Linked DNA regions of Homo sapiens: all the other regions are linked to region 1. A link is an interaction called in ENCODE POLR2A ChIA-PET data of the cell type or tissue named here. Cell type or tissue: OCI-LY7. All regions are shown on one strand. Each heading gives the region's core, and the rest is flanking DNA. Links, peaks and the distances in the headings are about the cores only.

The links. ChIA-PET counts read pairs that join two places held together with the same protein. Peaks named below come from ENCODE experiments on the same cell type or tissue, not always from the same donor. Only the 100,000 strongest peaks of a DNase experiment are listed, where the experiment ranks them.
Region 2: POLR2A ChIA-PET joins it to region 1 with 17 read pairs; 3 of 35 experiments call an interaction of 5 or more read pairs at or near these places.
Region 3: POLR2A ChIA-PET joins it to region 1 with 12 read pairs; 3 of 35 experiments call an interaction of 5 or more read pairs at or near these places.

Annotation. Positions count from the first base shown.
Region 1 is chr11:115,927,862-115,934,215 of GRCh38, forward strand. It overlaps LINC02703 (long intergenic non-protein coding RNA 2703), which reads left to right. Exons shown (of 7, transcript NR_187258.1): 3 at 4,922-5,102; 4 at 6,267-6,354. Among named protein-coding and RNA genes, the nearest start is that of LINC02703, 11 kb to the left of the region's middle. RefSeq lists enhancers at 513-562, 1,733-1,872. In OCI-LY7, for the core only: no CTCF peak of the experiment used is centred there; DNase peaks (open chromatin) are centred at 2,640 and 3,480; H3K4me3 peaks cover 1,726 bases; H3K27ac peaks cover 1,586 bases.
Region 2 is chr11:115,872,539-115,878,892 of GRCh38, forward strand. All of the region lies in intron 2 of LINC02698 (long intergenic non-protein coding RNA 2698), which reads left to right. Among named protein-coding and RNA genes, the nearest start is that of LINC02703, 44 kb to the right of the region's middle. In OCI-LY7, for the core only: no CTCF peak of the experiment used is centred there; DNase peaks (open chromatin) are centred at 1,393 and 1,713; H3K4me3 peaks cover 2,386 bases; H3K27ac peaks cover 2,500 bases.
Region 3 is chr11:115,864,988-115,871,341 of GRCh38, forward strand. The region is part of intron 2 of LINC02698 (long intergenic non-protein coding RNA 2698); the gene reads left to right. Among named protein-coding and RNA genes, the nearest start is that of LINC02703, 51 kb to the right of the region's middle. RefSeq lists a silencer at 5,065-5,114. In OCI-LY7, for the core only: CTCF peaks have their summits at 4,986 and 5,197; a DNase peak (open chromatin) is centred at 5,024.

The sequences.
Region 1 (6,354 bases), core at 2,396-4,895:
GTGTGTGTGTTTGTGCATGTGTAGATGCACGTCGGAGACACGTTTCAGTGTGCAGACTGCATGCATTCACTTCTGTGTGTTTTCGAAAGTTCAGGCGTGCATGCCTGTCAAAGAGGCCCATGGGCAATCTGAAACCATGACTGGATACCAGCCCAGGCTGCGACAGCCCAAAGGACAGCCCTCTCCCCACATCAGGGCTGCTCTGACCATGTCCCAGCTTAAGCATGGCAGTTGCCCAAGGCTATCACCTTGCTCTCTGCTGGGCTCAATTCATGACTGACTGGTGGCCAGGACCCAGTGGTTTACCAGGTGCTTTCACCCTTAGGCTCTCACATGGTCCTGGTAAAAACCATGTGGTACACAGTACAGTTCTCTTTACAGAGACAGGAACCAAAACTTAACATCTCAAAAAACTGCCTTTCGAAGTCAGATCCAGTATTGTTTCCTTTGCCTGCAAATGTCATTAGGTACTGTTTCTTTATTTTTGGGCCATCTCCTCTTACATCTCTACCCTTTTAACCCCTAAGGGTCAAAAATGTGCATAAAAGGCCAGAGTAGGGACCTTGCTTTCCCCATCCATGTTCTTTGTGGCTGGACTTAAATGGTTAGGGTGAAGGTGGGTCATAAGTCCAGAGTTTAGCTCCTGGGGGACCTTCTTCCAAGGCCTGGGGGCCTATAAATTCCAAATTCTAGACTTACAGGGATTTTAATGTTGGGAGCAGTTCTGTATAGGAGGGAAGAGGTGCTGCTATCAGGAACTCAGAGAGGATTTTTCGAATCTGTTGGGACTGTTTTCGAATCCCAGTTATGTGACGGAGGCCAATCAGTATTCTCTCTCTCTGCATCTCAGCTTTCTCATCTATAAAACGGGAATCTAATAAAAATAATAATAGCAAATACTTGTAGAATGCCAACAAGATGTAAGACTCTATTTTAAGTACTTAATAGCTATTAATTTAATCTTTACAACAATCTTGTGAGTCAGGAATATTATCACCATTGAACAGACAAGAAAACTGATTCTCAAAGTATTAAGTGACTTGCCCAACATCACAGTGCTCATACACGACGAATATGGTACTTGAGCCCAGCAGTCTGGCTACAACATCTGTGTTTAACCACTGCAATACTTCACAGCAGGGCTGGATAACTACCTGAACCTTGGGTGGTAAAAAAACAGCTTAACAACATGTGGTGGTTTTAAAACCTGTCTGCAAACTCTTTGATACTCCTCCATCAAAAGGCAAAATCTAGGTCTCCTCCCCTTGAAAGTCCTAGATAAACTGTGTGACAGACTTCAAGAATTAGGATGCAGTGAACAGAATGCTATGAAATTTCCAAGGGTGGCTTAGGAAAGGCCTTTGGCTTCTGCTGGTTTCTCTCAGGATACCTGCTTTGGGAGCCTTCTGCTGCTGCGTGAGATCCCTGGCTACCCTGGAGAGACATCAGACAACAAGTGAGATGCCCAAGAGCCCTAGCTGTCTTTGTCTTTGCAGCCCAAGCTCCAGACATGTACTGAAGAAGCTTTAAGGATAAATTCAGTCCCAACTACTCCCTGGCTACAACTATGAGACAGACCCTCCCAAGTCAGAACTGCCTAGCCAAGCTCAGGCAACTCCAAGATTTAAGAGCAAAATAAAAGATAGTTATTGCTTTAAGCTACTGTTTGGGTGGTTTGTTATGCAGTAGTAGATAGTCAGAACATAACACTTACTTTACAATAGTTGTAAAGTAAGGAATGAGGAATCATTTCAATGAGGAATCACTGAAAATGTAGATGTCGAGCCCTTGGTAGTGACTGCCACCTCACTTTCCCTCATTCATCTGCACTCTCTGGGTATCCTCACAAATACCTCTTGTCTTAAAACAGAAGTGACTCATACACAAGTTCAATAGCCACCTCCACCAAACTCTGGAAACCAGTGTCGCGGATCGCAGCTTTCTCACTTATAACTGGTGATCTTCACAGCTCTTTAAAAAACAAAAACACTGCACATGATGCTACTGCGTGGAGGCACTGGCATGTATAGACAGGGAATTATCAGCACCTTATGTCATTCCAGAAAAGCTCCTGGAACTTACACTGGGCATGCTCTGTTGCTGACCTCTCTCCCTTCCCTAAGTACACATTAGGTTCACACTGTGCCAGCTTTTCCTTAGATGTGGTTTTGTGCGGGTAAAGACTTTAGCTTTATTTTATTCTTCCATGCATTTTGTGGATTACATCACTGAGACAGAGAATAATGCATATTACAGTATAATGAGGGAGCCACAGGCCTATCTGAGGGAAGAGAAGTGGAAAATGAAAGAATAAAGGGGAATGAAGAAAGGCTAAAGAAAAGAAAGAAAGGCATAGAGAGGAAGAAAAAATCGAAGGGGGGGGAGAGAGAGAGAGAGAGAAAAGATAAAAACGTGGAAGGCAAGTGAAAGGGAAATGGGAGAAAGGACAGGAAGGGGCTGGAGATGAAAGACAAAATGCAATGAGGAGAAAGTGGCCATTTCATTCTGACTGCTCTGCTCTCAGCTGAGTCCTGCAGCTGGAGAGCCTGGAGGCTGCAGTCCCCACATCTGCCCACTGCACTCGGTGCCAGGGCTGGCCTTGCACACATAGCTCTTGCCTGCAGCTCAACACCCTGAGCTCCTTAAATAGCTTTGAACCACACTGAGTGGTGGATAAACATTTGTTTCACAGCTCACAAAGCAGAGCTGCTGGCTACCAGCAGGTTTGATGTAATGAGTTCCATTCTGGACCCCGGGGAGCATTTAGAATGGGCTCTTCTTTGCCCAGGCTGCCAGTCAAGCTGGTACCAGGGGGAAAGAAAAAACACAACACTAATCTCTTCCCCACCATCCCTGTCCAGATTTGGAGTCCCCAGAAACCAAAGTACTCCATTCTCAGGGGATGGGATTAAGGAGCAGGGTGCCCCAGGAACCCGAAATGCAAGTGCCAGAAAGGGTGGCTGGATAACCTCCTTTTTACGCATCCTCAGGAAATTACTTGGACTCATGAGCAGTCCAAAATCCACTCACTTCTCAGGAGCTGAGAATTGCAGACAGAGTCTCTGGTCTCATCCCCTCTCTGCTTGCTCCACACAGCCTTCCTTTGCAGCTGTGGAGCTCAATTCTTAAGAAAGGAGATAGTAGAACAGCCTGGCATTGCTGCCCTTGGTTGGCAGCTGCCCTCCTTGACCACTGCTCTCTACCACCCAGATTGTGCCCAGAGCTTCCTGTTTACCTCTGTGCTCAGAGAGCCACAGTGCCCTGCGTTCTGACCCCCATTCCCATCACAGCAGGGGAGGGAGGGTGATGGGGAAGGGGCTGCTGATCCTCCTCTTTATTCCCCGCTTCCCCCCAAACTCCCCACTCCAGGACAATATGACATGCCACCGGAAGGAGCTGAAGACCAGTTGATATGATGAATAAATGGTAATTATGTGGTTGGCCTTTCAGCACTTCCTCTGTGGATATTAATAGCCATTAATGCCCTGCTGTTTTGCACTGCACCAGAGTCTGCCAGACAGAGCACAGGGCAGGTCACTGCCCCAGCCCTGTGCTCACCCCCCTACCAGCACTGCCTCATTTGCTTCAGAATTTCAGGAAGGAAATGAACTTGCAAAGACAGTGGGTAGAAAATTAAAAGGGGTGAAAACAAATCCAAGGGGGAAGTCATTTAGATTTCCAGGTAAATTGGTTGTTGAATTGGCTTCTTGGACTGTTATGATTGGGATCTCCTAGGGGTCATCTTGTCTCTTTCCAGATTCTAGGCAGGAGTCACCATGAAAACTTATATCCTTTTCCTTAGAGTTACTGGGGCTGAGAGAAATTAGCAGATGAGTACAGAGGCAGACTTGAATTTCCCCATCAAAGCAAGTTGGGCAAGAGCAGAACTGACCAGGCTTAAATGGCAGAAGTGTAGACAAAAGTGGACAGCCTGAATCCTACCATTCTTTGAGGCAGCAACATGGTGTACAGAAGGAGCATAGATAGGCCTTGAAATCAGACCCCGGGGTTAACCAGCTGGCCCTACCACCTGCTAGTTCTACACTCTGGACTACAGGAGATAACAAAAAGAGTGTAGCTACTGCATGAGAAGACTCAACTTTATCACTGTGTGATCTTGGGTAACTTGCATACCTTCTCTGGACCCTAATTTTCTCATCAGAAAAAAAATTTCCTAGAACAGGACTGTATATAATAAATAAATACTAGTCCTTGTTGAGTAGTGTGTTGGAGCTACCTAGTACCAGCTCATGAGAGCCAATGTTATGCCTCCCTTCCCAAATTTGTGTTCAGTGACATCACGTTGGTAGCTTGAAATTGGCCATGGTAGGAATATTTACACCAGAGAAATTGGTAATGCTACAAATTAGGTGTATTCTCACCTCCACCCCCCTTAGGAGAACTGATTGTTCAACATATACCAGCAAACGGCTGCTCCTGCCTGTTTCAGCTGTTTGGAATAGTGGGGTCTTAGAGCATGTCCTCGGGCTCCTGAAAGCCACAGGCCAGCCCTTTGGATGATCTATTTGCCTCCCATACACCTCAACAAACTGTTCACTTCTAACAGGGATTGTCAAAATCTCCTTGAGGCCCTATTAGAAAGCTGCAGTTCCTTGATCTATTCAGCACCAAGAGGCAATTGTCGAGGAAGTTGATTGTAGTTCAAATCCAGGTATCAATTCAAAATGTTTTTGCCTCAGACAACCGTGTGCGATCAATCAGTAATGTAATCCTCTGCTGGTAGAACACAAAAACAAAGCCCCACCTTGCCTTGTAAACACAACATCATTAGTCTTAGGATAAACTATAAATTGATGCATAGAGCAAACAGCCAGAGCTGCATCCCGGGGAATGGGAGCAGATGAAATAGCAGTACTTTATGGTGAATGACAAATCATTGCTTGTTCCGTTCCCTATCAAGTGGAACACCATCAATCACATGGTGGACTCGTTGGGTTCCAAGACAGATAGGACACCATGAACAGATGCTATGGCTGAGACTGCTGGCCTGGGCAGCACTGTACTTTTTGCTTTTCCTGGAAGGGGAAGAAGAGAACAATCCACTTTCTGTATGGTCCTGTCCTTCATTCGAGTTTATAACGGTGAGTAAGTCAAGGAATTCCATCAATCATAATGTCCTTGAGAATGGGAACCTTCATCCTTTTCATGTTACACAAAGTCCTGTTTGAATGGCAAGGGAAAGAAATGGCAGGCTTCTAACCAAAGAAAGAAGGAGCAGAGGACAGATCAACTGCTTTTTTGATTTCAGAAAGTCATTAAAGTCCCATCTGTCCTCATATAGTGACTCTCAATCTCTGGGTCTGCCATAGTGCCTGTAATACCAACCCCTTGGGTCACTCTTTTATATTAAGGTATTATATTCAAAAGGAGCATATTACTATGTGCATATCAGCTCCAACACAATGGGGCATTATCTGAGCACGTAATAGGTGCTCAGTATCTATCTTCTAAATGGATAAATGAAAGGATGGATGCATGATAATACACAGTAGGTAGTTTGGATGGAAGGAAAAGAGGATCGGGAAAGGAGTGAGAGGTATGATTGTAAAATTAACATTAGAGTAGGTGACACTGCTTTCAGGGATAGGAGACTGGAATGGGTGATTTCTCCAAAATGAAGAAAGGTGATACAAGAGGGGAAATAGGAAATCCTGAAGATAATACCCATCTCCTTTCTAGTGTTTCCTATGGCCAGTTGGTTTTTAAGCAAAGCATGTTGAGGGAATAAAAATCAAAGTCTGTCTCTATTCTAATGGGAACATGAGGCAAGGAGGAAAAAGGTGGCTGTGATTTGCTGTCGCTCATGCATAATCCCACAGGCCCTATTTCTGGCCTTCTGCCATTCGTGGGGCCAGGGAACTGAGAAGCAATGGAATCTTTCTGACTGCTGATTTAATTAAGTGTGGCTAGTCTGTGACAGAGGCTGACTCGGCACCAAGCCAAAGTCACAGGTGAGTTGGTCATGTCATTGATGGGTGAGTCCAGCCTCATGTTTGACCAAATCAACCAGTCATTTGGGATATCTGAAGACTTACGGATAGCAATTGATCCTGCTATGGTGCTGGAAGACACTGGTGATTTGGTTAAAACCCATCTCTCTCTCTATATGTATATATAGTAAAGAACATACTGGCTAATTCAGGCAATCTGACAGTCTGGGGTAGCTACAACTTTAGTGATACCAAGTATTGGACATTATGTAGTGAAAACCATGTTTGACTTATATCTTTTTTCATTTCACCTAGTTGTTGTGGACATTGTGCTGACACACCTAAGGGTGGTTTGGAAACAGTTGGCATGTTTTCTTTATGTATTTTTCACCTCTGCCATCTG
Region 2 (6,354 bases), core at 104-2,603, 58 kb before region 1:
TCTCTACCTAGTCGGGTTTTTCTGGTCAGACAATATGCTCCTTTACGCCATCCTTGTGTACTTAGCAATTTGCACCAATTCATCCTGCCAGTTCCTCTTGAGTTTCCTGTATTGTTTCAACTTCCTTTTTCTTTTAAACATATTCAGGACAGCAACATCTTTGTTAACCAAGGAGAAAAATTACAAAAACATATTTCTGAAATATTATAACCAAATGTAGACTTTATAAACGAGGCCTAGGAATAAACGTTAGGCTACCGGGTGAGAGAGATTAAGGTAGGAACAGTCTTTAAAAGTGAAATAAAATGATGCTGAAAGTCCTCGGGGTTGCATGGGACAGAGGGAAGGGGTGGCAGTGATTAGGTGAAGTTTAGGAGAATTGGAGGAGAAGATAGAGCTGAATTCAAACCAGAAGAGGTGTAAGGGGTGGTAGGAGGGCAGGACTGTAGCTGCCCTCCCTTGGAGTGAGGCAGGCTTTGGGTCCTAAAAATAGTGGCTGAGGGATTCACTTTCTTTTATCATCTGCATGGCTTGGGACTTCAATATCCTCAGATGACTGCATACCTTCTCCCTGACCCAGTCTACCAGAGCAGGGGCCATTTAACGGGGGCAGTCCCTCTGACTACACTCCATCTCCAGCAAAATAAAAGGCACTTGAAAAGGGCTCAATCAGATTCACCTTCAGAACAGCAGAATCTGGCTAATGTGATTTCAAGCTTCCCCTCACTGCCCCTGGAGCTCTCCACCTTCTTGCTGATGTCTCAGATTCTTTTAACAAGGGAAAAAGACTTTCATGCCACAATTAGGAATAAAAGGCATAAAATGCAAATGCCTGGCTGAGCTCCAGTTGGAGAATAATCAATCAATCCTTGGAATATAAATTACTGATATCAGATTCTTCCCTGCTATGATACAGGGGGGAGGGTTAAAAGAGTTAACACCTGAAATGGGCATTGCCAAGGAGATGGGCGGGGAGGGAGAGCAGTCCCTTTCAGGTGTACACCTTGAGGTTTGAAGTGTGTGTGTGTGTGTGTGTGTATGCTTTGTGTCACTTAGTGTTCACAATTCTGGGAGGCAGGCATTTGTATTCTTCCTGTTGTGCAAAAAAGGAAACTGAGGCTCAGAGCTGTCAAGTAACTATTCCCAGGACCAGTGACTATGAAACAAGAGATATTTAGTTTGAACTTGTACCTGAGGTTCTGACTGCAAGCCCAGTGAACTTGAAAAAATACACCAAAGCTACAGAAAGAAACTGGAGACAAAAGAAATACCCTACAAACTTTTTCAATTTTGTCTTGGCTGAGACTTGTTTACCTTCAAATAGGGGAGGACACATGAATGTGTATGTGGAGCAATTTTAGTATGGAACTGCCAAGGCAGGCAGCCCGCTTTGCATGATTTATGAAGACAACGAAAAAAAGGAAGTTGAGAGTTGACTTTGTAAAAATAACCTCCATTTACTGTGAATTTGCTATTTGAAGTACACCCCTGTTTTCATTAATTTATCCTCCCTTCACAAAGTTCCTTTGACCTTTCCTTTTCAATCCACTTATGCAGCCGAGGGCTTAAACTATTTCTAGTTTATCATGGACATTATGCTTATTTTTCTTTAAAACGTTTTTTCAATTGAAATATAACACTCATACAGAAATACACACAAAACACGAAACTACATAGTTCCACAAATTATCATGCAATAGACACCTAGGAAGCCGTCACCTAGATTGGGAAATAAAACACCTCTAGCATCCAAGATGCTCTCTTCTTGTCCCCTCCTCCCCCTCACTACTCTCTTTCTACTTCTGGAGGCTTATTTTTATCCAGAGGTTACTCTTCTTCTGGCTTCTAAGATTATAGATTAATATTGCCTATTTTGGGACTTTATATAAATAGACTTATACTATATATTATTTTGTATTTGACTTATTTTGATCACTATTATATACATGAGAGTCACCCATCGTTGCATACAGCAGTTTATTTTCATTGCTGTATACTTTACCACTGTACAAATATACCCCATTCATCTGTCTATTCCACTGTTAGAATTTGGATTGTTTTCACTTTGGGGTTATTATAAATAATGTTACTATGAACAACATCCCTGCACAATTTTTTTTTTTTTTTAGACGGAGTCTCACTTTGTCTCACGCCTAGGCTGGAGTGCAGTGGTGTGATCTCAGCTCAGTGCAACCTCTACCTCCTGGGTTCAAGCAATTCTCCTGCCTCAGCCTCCCAGGTTACTGGGATTACAGGCGTGTGCCACCCTGCCCAGCCTGTACGTGTCTTTTGGTGCACATGTGTATATTTCTGCTGGATATTTACTTGGGATTGAAACTGCTGGGTCATAGAATATATGTAAGTTTAAGTTTAGCAGGTAATACCAAGCTGTTTTCCAAGTAATTGTACCAACGTACAGTCCCATCAACAATGTCTGAGTGCTCCAGTGGCTGCGCAACCTTGCCAACACTTGCTATTACCAATCTTGTGAGTTTCAGTTACTCTGGTAGATGTGTAGTGGTGTTTCATTGTGGTTTTAGTTTTCATTTCCTTGATTACTAATAAGGTTGATCACGTTCATATGTTTACCGGCCTCTGAAATATCTTTTCTTATGAAGTCCCCTTTTCACCCACTTTTTAATTAATTGTCTGTGTTTTATTGATTTGTAAGAGCTCTTCATATATTTTAGATTGAATCTTTGCTTACTTTATATGGATGCAAATAACTTCTCTGTCTGAGCACATGTTTTTTTTTTCTACTCATGGTATCTTTTGATAAGTTGAAGTTCTTAGTTTTAGTGTAGTCTAATTTAACAGCCTTTTCTTTCATGATTAGTACTTTTATGTGCTTCTAAATAATTTCTGTTTTTCTCCTAAGTCCATAGAAATAATATCCTATATTATCACATAGAATCTTTATAGTGCTTTCACTTTCAGATATGAATACCAACTGAAATTAATTTTTGTATATGCTCTGGTATAAAGGTCAAGTTTATTTTTTGTATATGGGTATCCGAGGGTTCCAATATTATTTATAGAAAAGATTGTCCTATTCCCACAGTTCCACAGTCTCAGAAGCCAATGTCCATACATGTATGGTATTTTCTAAACTCTCTTCCACCTCATTGGTCTATTTAACTATCATTGTACTAATGTCACACTATCTTAATTATTATAGTTTAGTGGTATATCCTTCTACCTTTTTGTTCTTCTTTAAGGAATGTCTTAGCTTCTTGGCCATTTGTGCTTTTATGTACATTTTAAAATAATACATTTTCAATTTCACAAAGAAAAAAGGAATAAAGAAAAACTATTGACATTTTGATTGATATTAAAGTGAATATATAGCTCAGTTTGGATATAATTGATGTTTTCACAGTATTTAGTTTTTAATGCTTATGAATTTAGATCTTTTAATTTTTCCAATAATGTTTTATAGGGTTTTTTGGGGGTGTATGTATGTGTAGAAGTCTTTCATACCTTTTATCAGATTTATTACTATTTTATATTTTCTGATGCTATTATGACTAGGTTATAATATCTAAAGAATAATCTATTTTCCAGCTCTTTGCTAGTATTATACACTTATATTTGGTTTTTACATATTGACCTTGTTTTCAACAACCTTTCTCAATAATTTTTTAAATTATGATTATTTATCATATATTCTTTTGGATTTTCTATGTTTAATATAATATTATCTGTAAATATTGACAGTGTTCACTATCCCTTTACAATTTTTATTTTTATTTGTTCTCTAATGTGCTGGCTAGAAGCTCCAGTACATGTTTTTCTAACAGAAGTCCATCCTTGTCTTGTTTTCATCTTTGAAGGAAAAGCTTTAATATTTCTCATTAAGACTGTTGTTGGCTGTTTCTTTTTAACTTTTTCTTATAAAATAATTTTCATTTCTATATCACTTAGAGCTTTTACCATGAGTAGGTGTTGGGTTTTATTAATTGCTTTCCATGCTTCGATCAAGAGTATCATATTAGTTTTCTATATTCTCTTAATATTTTGAATTACACTCTTTTTTTATTATTATTACACCTTAAGTTTTAGGGTACATGTGCACAACGTGCAGATTTGTTGCATATGTATACATGTGCCATGTTGGTGTGCTGCACCCATCAACTCATCATTTAGCATTAGGTATATCTCCCAGTGCTATCCCTCCCCACTCACCCCACCCCACAACAGTCCCCGGTGTGTTATGTTCCCCTTCCTGTGTCCATGTGTTCTCATTGTTCAATTCCCACCTATGAGTGAGAACATGCGGTGTTTGGTTTTTTGTCCTTGTGATAGTTTGCTGAGAATGATGGTTTCCAGCTTCATCCATGTCCCTACAAAGGACATGAACTCATCATTTTTTATGGCTGCATAGTATTCCATGGTGTATATGTGCCACATTTTCTTAATCCAGGCTATCACTGTTGGACATTTAGGTTGGTTCCAAGTCTTTGCTGTTGTGAATAGTGCCGCAATAAACATACATGTGCATGTATCTTTATAGCAGCAGGATTTATAGTCCTTTGGGTATATACCCAGTAATGGGATGGCTGGGTCAAATGGTATTTCTACTTCTAGATCCCTGAGGAATCGCCACACTGACTTCCACAATGATTGAACTAGTTTACAGTCCCACCAACAGTGTAAAAGTGTTCCTATTTCTCCACATCCTCTCAAGCACCTGTTGTTTCCTGACTTTTTAATGATCGCCATTCTAACTGGTGTGAGATGGTATCTCATTGTGGTTTTGATTTGCATTTCTCTGATGGCCAGTGATGATGAGCATTTTTTCATGTGTTTTTTGGCTGCATATATGTCTTCTTTTGAGAAGTGTCTGTTCATATCCTTTGCCCACTTTTTGATGGGGTTGTTTGTTTTTTTCCTGTAAATTTGTTTGAGTTCATTGTAGATTCTGGATATTAGCCCTCTGTCAGATGAGTAGGTTGCAAAAATTTTCTCCCATTCTGCAGGTTGCCTGTTCACTCTGATGGTGGTTTCTTTTGCTGTGCAGAAGCTCTTTAGTTTAATTAGACCCCATTTGTCAATTTTGGCTTTTGTTGCCATTGCTTTTGGTGTTTTAGACATGAAGTCCTTGCCCATGCCTATGTCCTGAATGGTATTGCCTAGGTTTTCTTCTAGGGTTTTTATGGTTTTAGGTCTAACATTTAAGTCTTTAATCCATCTTGAATTAATTTTTGTATAAGGTGTCAGGAAGGGATCCAGTTTCAGCTTTCTACATATGGCTAGCCAGTTTTCCCAGCACCATTTATTAAATAGGGAATCCTTTCCCCGTTTCTTGTTTTTGTCAGGTTTGTCAAAGATCAGATAGTTGTAGATATGCGGCATTATTTCTGAGGGCTCTGTTCTGTTCCATTGGTCTATATCTCTGTTTGTTTTTGTACCAGTACCATGCTGTTTTGGTTACTGTAGCCTTGTAGTGTAGTTTGAAGTCAGGTAGCGTGATGCCTCCAGCTTTGTTCTTTTGGCTTAGGATTGACTTGGCAATGCGGGCTCTTTTTTGGTTCCATATGAACTTTAAAGTAGTTTTTTCCAATTCTGTGAAGAAAGTCATTGGTAGCTTGATGGGGATGGCATTGAATCTATAAATTACCTTGGGCAGTGTGGCCATTTTCACGATATTGATTCTTCCTACCCATGAGCATGGAATGTTCTTCTATTTGTTTGTATCCTCTTTTATTTCATTGAGCAGTGGTTTGTAGTTCTTCTTGAAGAGGGCCTTCACATCCCATGTAAGTTGGATTCCTAGGTATTTTATTCTCTTTGAAGCAATTGTGAATGGGAGTTCATTCATGATTTGGCTCTGTTTGTCTGTTCTTGGTGTATAAGAATGCTGGTGACTTTTGCACATTGATTTTGTATCCTGAGACTTTGCTGAAGTTGCTTATCAGCTTAAGGAGATTTTGGGCTGAGACGATGGGATTTTCTAGATATACAATCAAGTCATCTGCAAACAGGGACAATTTGACTTCTTCTTTTCCTAATTGAATACCCTTTATTTCCTTCTCCTGCCTGATTGCCCTGGCCAGAACTTCCAACACTATGTTGAATAGGAGTGGTGAGAGAGGGCATCCCTGTCTTGTGCCAGTTTTCAAAGGGAATGCTTCCAGTTTTTGTCCATTCAGTATGATACTGGCTGTGGGTTTGTCATAGATAGCTCTTATTATTTTGAGATACGTCCCATCAATACCGAATTTATTGAGAGTTTTTAGCATGAAGGGTTGCTGAATTTTGTCAAAGGCCTTTTCTGCATCTATTGAGATAATCATGTGGTTTTTGTCTTTGGTTCTGTTTATATGCTGGATTATGTTTATTGATTTGCATATG
Region 3 (6,354 bases), core at 3,537-6,036, 62 kb before region 1:
TCCTTTTATTTTTTTCTCTTGCCTGATTATTCTGGCTAGGACTTCAGGTACTATGTTGAATAGGAGTAGTGAAAGTGAGTATCTTTATCTTGTTCCAGTTCTTAGAGGAAAGGATTTCAGCTTTTCCCCATTTGGTATAATGTTAGTTATGGATTTGTCATATATGATCTTTATTATGTTGAGGTATGTTTCTTCAATGACTAATTTGTTGAGAGTTTTTTTTTTTTAATCAGGAAGCAATGCTAAATTTTATCCAATACTTTTTCTATGCCTTTTGAGATGGCATATATTTTTTGTCCTTCATTCTGCTGACGTGATGTATGACATTTATTGATTTGCATGATTTGCAAACTTTGAACCATTCTTGCATCTTTGAAATAAATTCTACTTGATTATTGTGTATTTTCTTTTTGAGGTGATGTTGTATTCAGTTTGTTAATATTTTGTTGAGGATTTTTGCATGTATGTTCATCAGTGATATTGGCCTGTAGTTTTTTATTGCATCATTGTCTGCTTTTGGTACCAAGGTAATGCGGTCTTCATAGAATGAGTTAGAGAGAACTCCCTCCTCTTCAATTTTTTGGAATAATTTCAGAAGAATTGGTGCTAGTTCTTGTTAGAAAGTTTGGTAGAATTTGGCAATGAAGCCATCAGGTCCTGGACTTTTCTTTGTTGGGAGATTGTTTTTTAATGGTAATTTTCTCTTTTTTAAAAATTATTTATTTATTTTTAATTTTACTTTGAGTTCCAGGATACATATGCAGAATGTGCACATTTTTTTTTGTTATATAGGTATATGTGAGCCATGGTAGTTTGTTGAACCTATCCTGTCACCCAGGTTTTAAGCCCCGCATGCATTAGCTATTTGTCCTGAGGCTCTTCTTTCCCTTACCCCCAACCCCCAACAGGCCCTAGTGTGTGTTGTTCCCCTCCTGTGTCCATGTGTTCTCATTGTTCAACTCCCACTTATAAGTGGGAATATGCAGTGTTTGGTTTTCTGTTCCTGTGTTAGTTTGCTGAAGATGATGGCATCCAGCTTCATCCATGTCCCTGCAAGGACATGATCTCATTCCTTTTTGTGGCTGCACAGTATTCCATGGTGTCTATGTACCACATTTTCTTTATCCAGTCCATCATTGATGGCCACTTGAGTTGGTTCCATGTCTTTGCTGTTGTGAATAGTGCTGCAATAAACATATGTGTGCATGTATCTTTACAACAGAATAATTTCTATTTCTTTGGGTATATACCCAGTAATGAGATTGCTGGGTCAAATGGTATCTCTGGTTCTAGATCCTTGAGGAATAACCACACTATCTTCCACAATGGTTGAACTAATTTACATTCCCACAAACAATGTAAAAGCATTTTTATTTCTCCACAGCCTCACCAGCATCTGTTGTTTCTTGACTTTTTAATAATAGCCATTCTGACTGGGGTGAGATGGTATCTCCTTGTGGTTTTGATTTGCATTTCTCTAATTATCAGAGATGTTGAGCTTTTCTTCATGTTTGTTGGCTGCATAAATGTCTTCTTTTGAGAAGGGTCTGTTCATGTCCTTTGCCCAATTTTTGATGGGGTTGTTTGTATTTTTCTTGTAAATTTGTTTAAGTTCCTTGTAAATTCTGGATATTAGACCTTTGTTAGATGGGTAGATTGCAAAAATGTTCTCCCATTCTGTAGGTTGCCTGTTTCCTCTGATGATAGTTTCTTTTGCTGTGAAGAAGCTCTTTAGTTTAATTAGACCCCATTTGTCAATTTTAGCTTTTGTTGCAATTGCTTTTGGTAATTTTATCATAAAATATTTGTCCATGCCTATGTCCTGAATGGTATTGCCTAGGTTTTCTTCCAGGGTTTTTATGGTTTTGGGCTTTACATGTAAGTCTTTAATCCATCTTGAGTTAATTTTTGTATAAAGTGTAAGGAAGGGGTCCAGTTTCTGTTTTCTGCATATGGCTAGCCAGTTTTCCCAGCACCATTTATTAAACAGGGAATCCTTTTGTTGGGAGACTTTTTATTTCTACTTTGATTTCATTACTTACTGGTCTGCTCTAGTTTTCCATTTCTTTCTGATTCAACTTTGGTAGGTTGTTTGTTTTCAGGAATGTATTCATTTTCCTTAGGTTTTTCAGTTTAGTGGTGTGTAGTTGTTCATAATAGTCTCTGAAAATCTTTTGTATTTCTGTGGTATCAGTTGTAATGTCTTCTTTTTCATTTCTGATTTTGTTTATTTGGGTATTCTCTCTTTTTCTTGGTTAGCCTAGCTAACAGTTTACTGATTTTGTTTACCTTTTCAAAAACAACTTTTAGTTTCGTTGACTCTTTGTATTTTTTAGTCTCTATTTCATTTACTTCTGTTCTGATCTTTTTTCTTCTATGAATTTTGAGTTTTATTCTTGCTTTTCTAGTTCCTTGAGATGCATCATTAGATTATTTATAATTTTTTAACTTTTTTGATGTAAGCATATATTGCTGTAAACTTTACTCTTAGCACTGCTTTTACTGTATCCCACAGGTTTTGGCATATTGTGTTTCAATCTTTAGTAGTTTCAATAAATTATTTAATTTCCTCTTTAATGTCTTCATTGACCCAGTGGCTATTCAGGATAATGTTGTTTAATTTCCATGTATTTTTACAGTTTTCCAAGTTCCTCGTTATTAATTTCTAGTTTTAATCCATTGTTATCTGATAAGTTGCTTGATATGACTGATTTTTAAAAACTTGCTATTGAGACTTTTTTGTGTCCTAGTATATGGTTTATTTTGAAGAACGTTCCATGTGTTGAGAAAAATGTGTATTCTGTAGTTATTGCATGAAATGTTCTATAAATGCATGTTAAGTTTACATGGTCTAATGTGCAGTTTAATTCCAATGTTTCTAAGTTAATTTTCTGTATAGAGAATCTGTCTAATGCTTAGACTGGGGTGTTGAAGTCCCTAATTACTATTTTATTAGAGCCTATCTCTCCCTTTAGATCTAATAATATATGTTTTATATATCTGGATGCTCCATTGTTGGGTGCATATGTTTAGAATTGTTATGTCCTGTTGTTATAATGACCTTCTTTGTCTCTTTACTGTTTTTGACTTAAATTCTCTTTTATCTGATACAAGTATAGTTACTCCTGCTTGCTTTTGGTTTCTGTTTGCATGGAATATCTTTTTCTATTTCTTTACTTTCAGTCTGTATGTGTCTTTATAGTTAAGATTAATTTCTTGTAGGCAGCATAATATTAGATCTTTTTAAAATCAAGGTTATTTTTGATGTGTAAGGGCTTCTTCCTGTCATTTTATTAATTGATTTCTGGTTGTTTTGTATATCCTTTTTTCTTAAAGCATTTTCAATATATTATTCCATTGTCTCTTGGCCTCTAATGTTTTTGCTGAGAAATCTGTTAGTCTGATGGGGAGTCCCTTATAAGTGACCTAGCTGCTTTTCTCTTGCTGTTTTTAGAATTCTCTCTTTGTCTCTGACTTCTAACAGCTTGATTATAATGTCCCACAGAGGCTTTTTGCATTGTTTCTGTTTGGAGAACTCTGTGTTTCCTGGATGTCTAAATCTCTTGCTAGGCTTGGGAAGTTTTCTGCTATTATTTCATTGAATAAATTTTCTAACCCTTTTCCTTCACCTTCTGGGACACCAAATATTTATATATTTAATTGCTTTATGGTGTCCCAAGTGTCACATAGGATTTGTTCATTGTTTTTTATTCTTTTTTTACTTTTAGCTGACTGAGTTATTTCAAAAGACATGTTTTCAAGTTTTGAAATTCTTTACTCCACTTGACTTATTCCATTGTTGAAGCTTTCAAATTTATTTATTTATTTATTTTTTAATGAATTCTTCAGTTCCAGAATTTCTGTTTGTTTTTTTTTAATGTTATTTATTTCTTTGCTAAGCTGCTCATTCATGTCCTGAATTGTTTTTCTGAGGTATTGTTTTTATGTGTTCTGTTTTATCTTACTGAGCTTCTTTAATATCATTACTTTAACTTACTTATCCAGGATTTCATAAATTTCTTTTTGATTGGAACCTGGTTGCTGGAGAATTATTACGTTCCTTTGGAAGTGTCATATTTTGAAGTGTCATATTTTACTTGCTTTTTTATGCTTCTTGTGTCCTTATGTTGATATCTGTGCATCTGGTGTAACAGTCACTTCTTGAATTTTTTAAAATTTTGCTTTTGTAGGGGACAATTTTTCCTAAAGATATATCTATGATTTCAGTTGGGTAAGGCACTTTGGCTTTGATTCTGAGTATGTGCAGTAGTGTAGTCTTCATGTGACTTATTTGGCTGTACACAGCACCAGTGGTTTCTGTGATTTCCTCAGTGGCTTAGGGTGTGGTTGTTGACGAAGGATGTAGTGATGTTTTTCTGGGGATGGGGATACCAGGTGGGCCTCTCCTTGGGCCCCAGTAGTGGCAGTGGCAAGCTGAGCATGCCTGTCCTTGGGATCCAGGGTGGCATATTCTGGCACGGATGTTAGCAGGTTCAGGTCAGCTTATTCTTGGGCTTCCAGGCAGCCTACTCAGGTGCTGTTAGTGGCAGTGGTGGGCTTCGCAGGTGGGTGTGGCATGGGTGATGGAGGTAGCAGTGGTAGCGCTAACCTCTGGGTCCTAAGCAGTCTGCACTGGTGTTGACAGTGGCTGTGATGGGCTAGGTGGCCTAGTCCCCAGGCCTGGAGGTGGCACATGTGGGGAGGGGGGGATGCCACTCTGGTGGTAGCAGAAGGCTAGGTGATCCCACCCTCAGACCCCCAGAAAGACTGCTCAGGTGCCAAGGATGGTGGATCAGGCTGGGTAGTCCCCAGGCCCCTGGATGGCATATTTGGGCACTGAAAAAATGGAACCAGGCCAGGTAAATCTGTCATCAGGACCACTGGTGGTACATGCAGATGCTGTCTGTGGTAGGCCAGGGTGAGGTCATCCCCAGGCCCAAGGCAAAATGTTTAGGTGGGTGTGGCAGCAGCTGCACTGCAGCCCTGCTACTGGTGAGGGCAGTGTTGCTTTCAGCGGCAGCAATCATATGCCGGCAGCTGGGAAATATGCACTTTATTTATGCTTTGGCCCCAGCTGCTATAGCCTGCAGCAGCAGCTGCTGCAAGTGGGGGAGTTTGTCTTTGAGGCATGTGAAAATGCATGGAAACTTTGCTGCTGGTGGCAGCAGGATCTTTGCCAATGGCTAGTGCTTTAGCTCTGGAGGCAGCAGCCAGCTGCAGCAGTGGCTGCAGGTAAGGAATATAAGTTGGGCTCCAGAGATGTGGAAATGCAGGGGCTACTGGGCCCCTGGACGGGATGCAGTGTTGCGGGGGCTGGGCTTTTAATATGGAACCTTGCTGTAGCTGCTTATGGCTTCATGAGGGAAAGGGTGAGCCCTAGTATGAGCTCCCTCTCCGGAGCAATACCTTCACATGGTCTTTAGGCAGCTTCCTATGTTAGTCACAGGGATTGCGAGGGTCTAGGAGTTTTCCTGTAGCTAAGATGCAGGAGTCCATGGTTGGAATGTACATCACTGGAGGTCACTTGCTTACTCTTTCCCTGCATTAGAGAGCCTCTCCAGGCTCTCAGCCAATCCTACTGAGCAGTCTGCCTTGCTTCCCTCTCTTTTCCGTGCTTTAAGTGTTTTCTGTTACTTCTATATTGAATTCCAGTGCTCTCTCTTTGATGATCTATTTGAAGTGTGATTATCTACTCACTATTTGGTTCTTCTTTGTGGAAAAGGCGTTTACCAGATGCCTCTAGTCAGCCACCTTGAAGCCCCTCAACATTAAATTTTGAAAAAGTTGCAGCGTAGTATATATAGTATGAAAGCAATATATAAAAACACACATGCATGTATACACATATACATGTGTGTATATACATATACATATGCACAAGCACAGTTATAAACTTATATAGAATATATATTACACATTAATATTATTTACTATATAATACACCTAGACTGTTAAAATATATATTTGTATATTTTTATACATCTATATATGTCAAAGTGTGTTCGCGTGTATGTATGTGTATATCTCTGTGTGTGTGTATATTTATATATATATATATACATTTTTTTTTTTCACAGTGATTATCCCTGAGGAGTGGCATTGGGGGGAAGGTGTGCAAAACCAGGAAATTTTTACTCTTTGATTATAAACTTCTCTAGTGTTAGACTTTTTTTTTTTTTACAGTTAGCAAGCATTACTTACATATTTTTTAATTAGAAAATGTGCATGACGCACAGTAGGCAGTGAATAATGGTAGCTCCTATTTGGAGAAGGTAGCATTTACTGAGTTTTGCTATGTGTCAAGAGTTGCTTTAGGTACTTTCACATAAACTGTCTCGTCTAACCCTCTCCTGC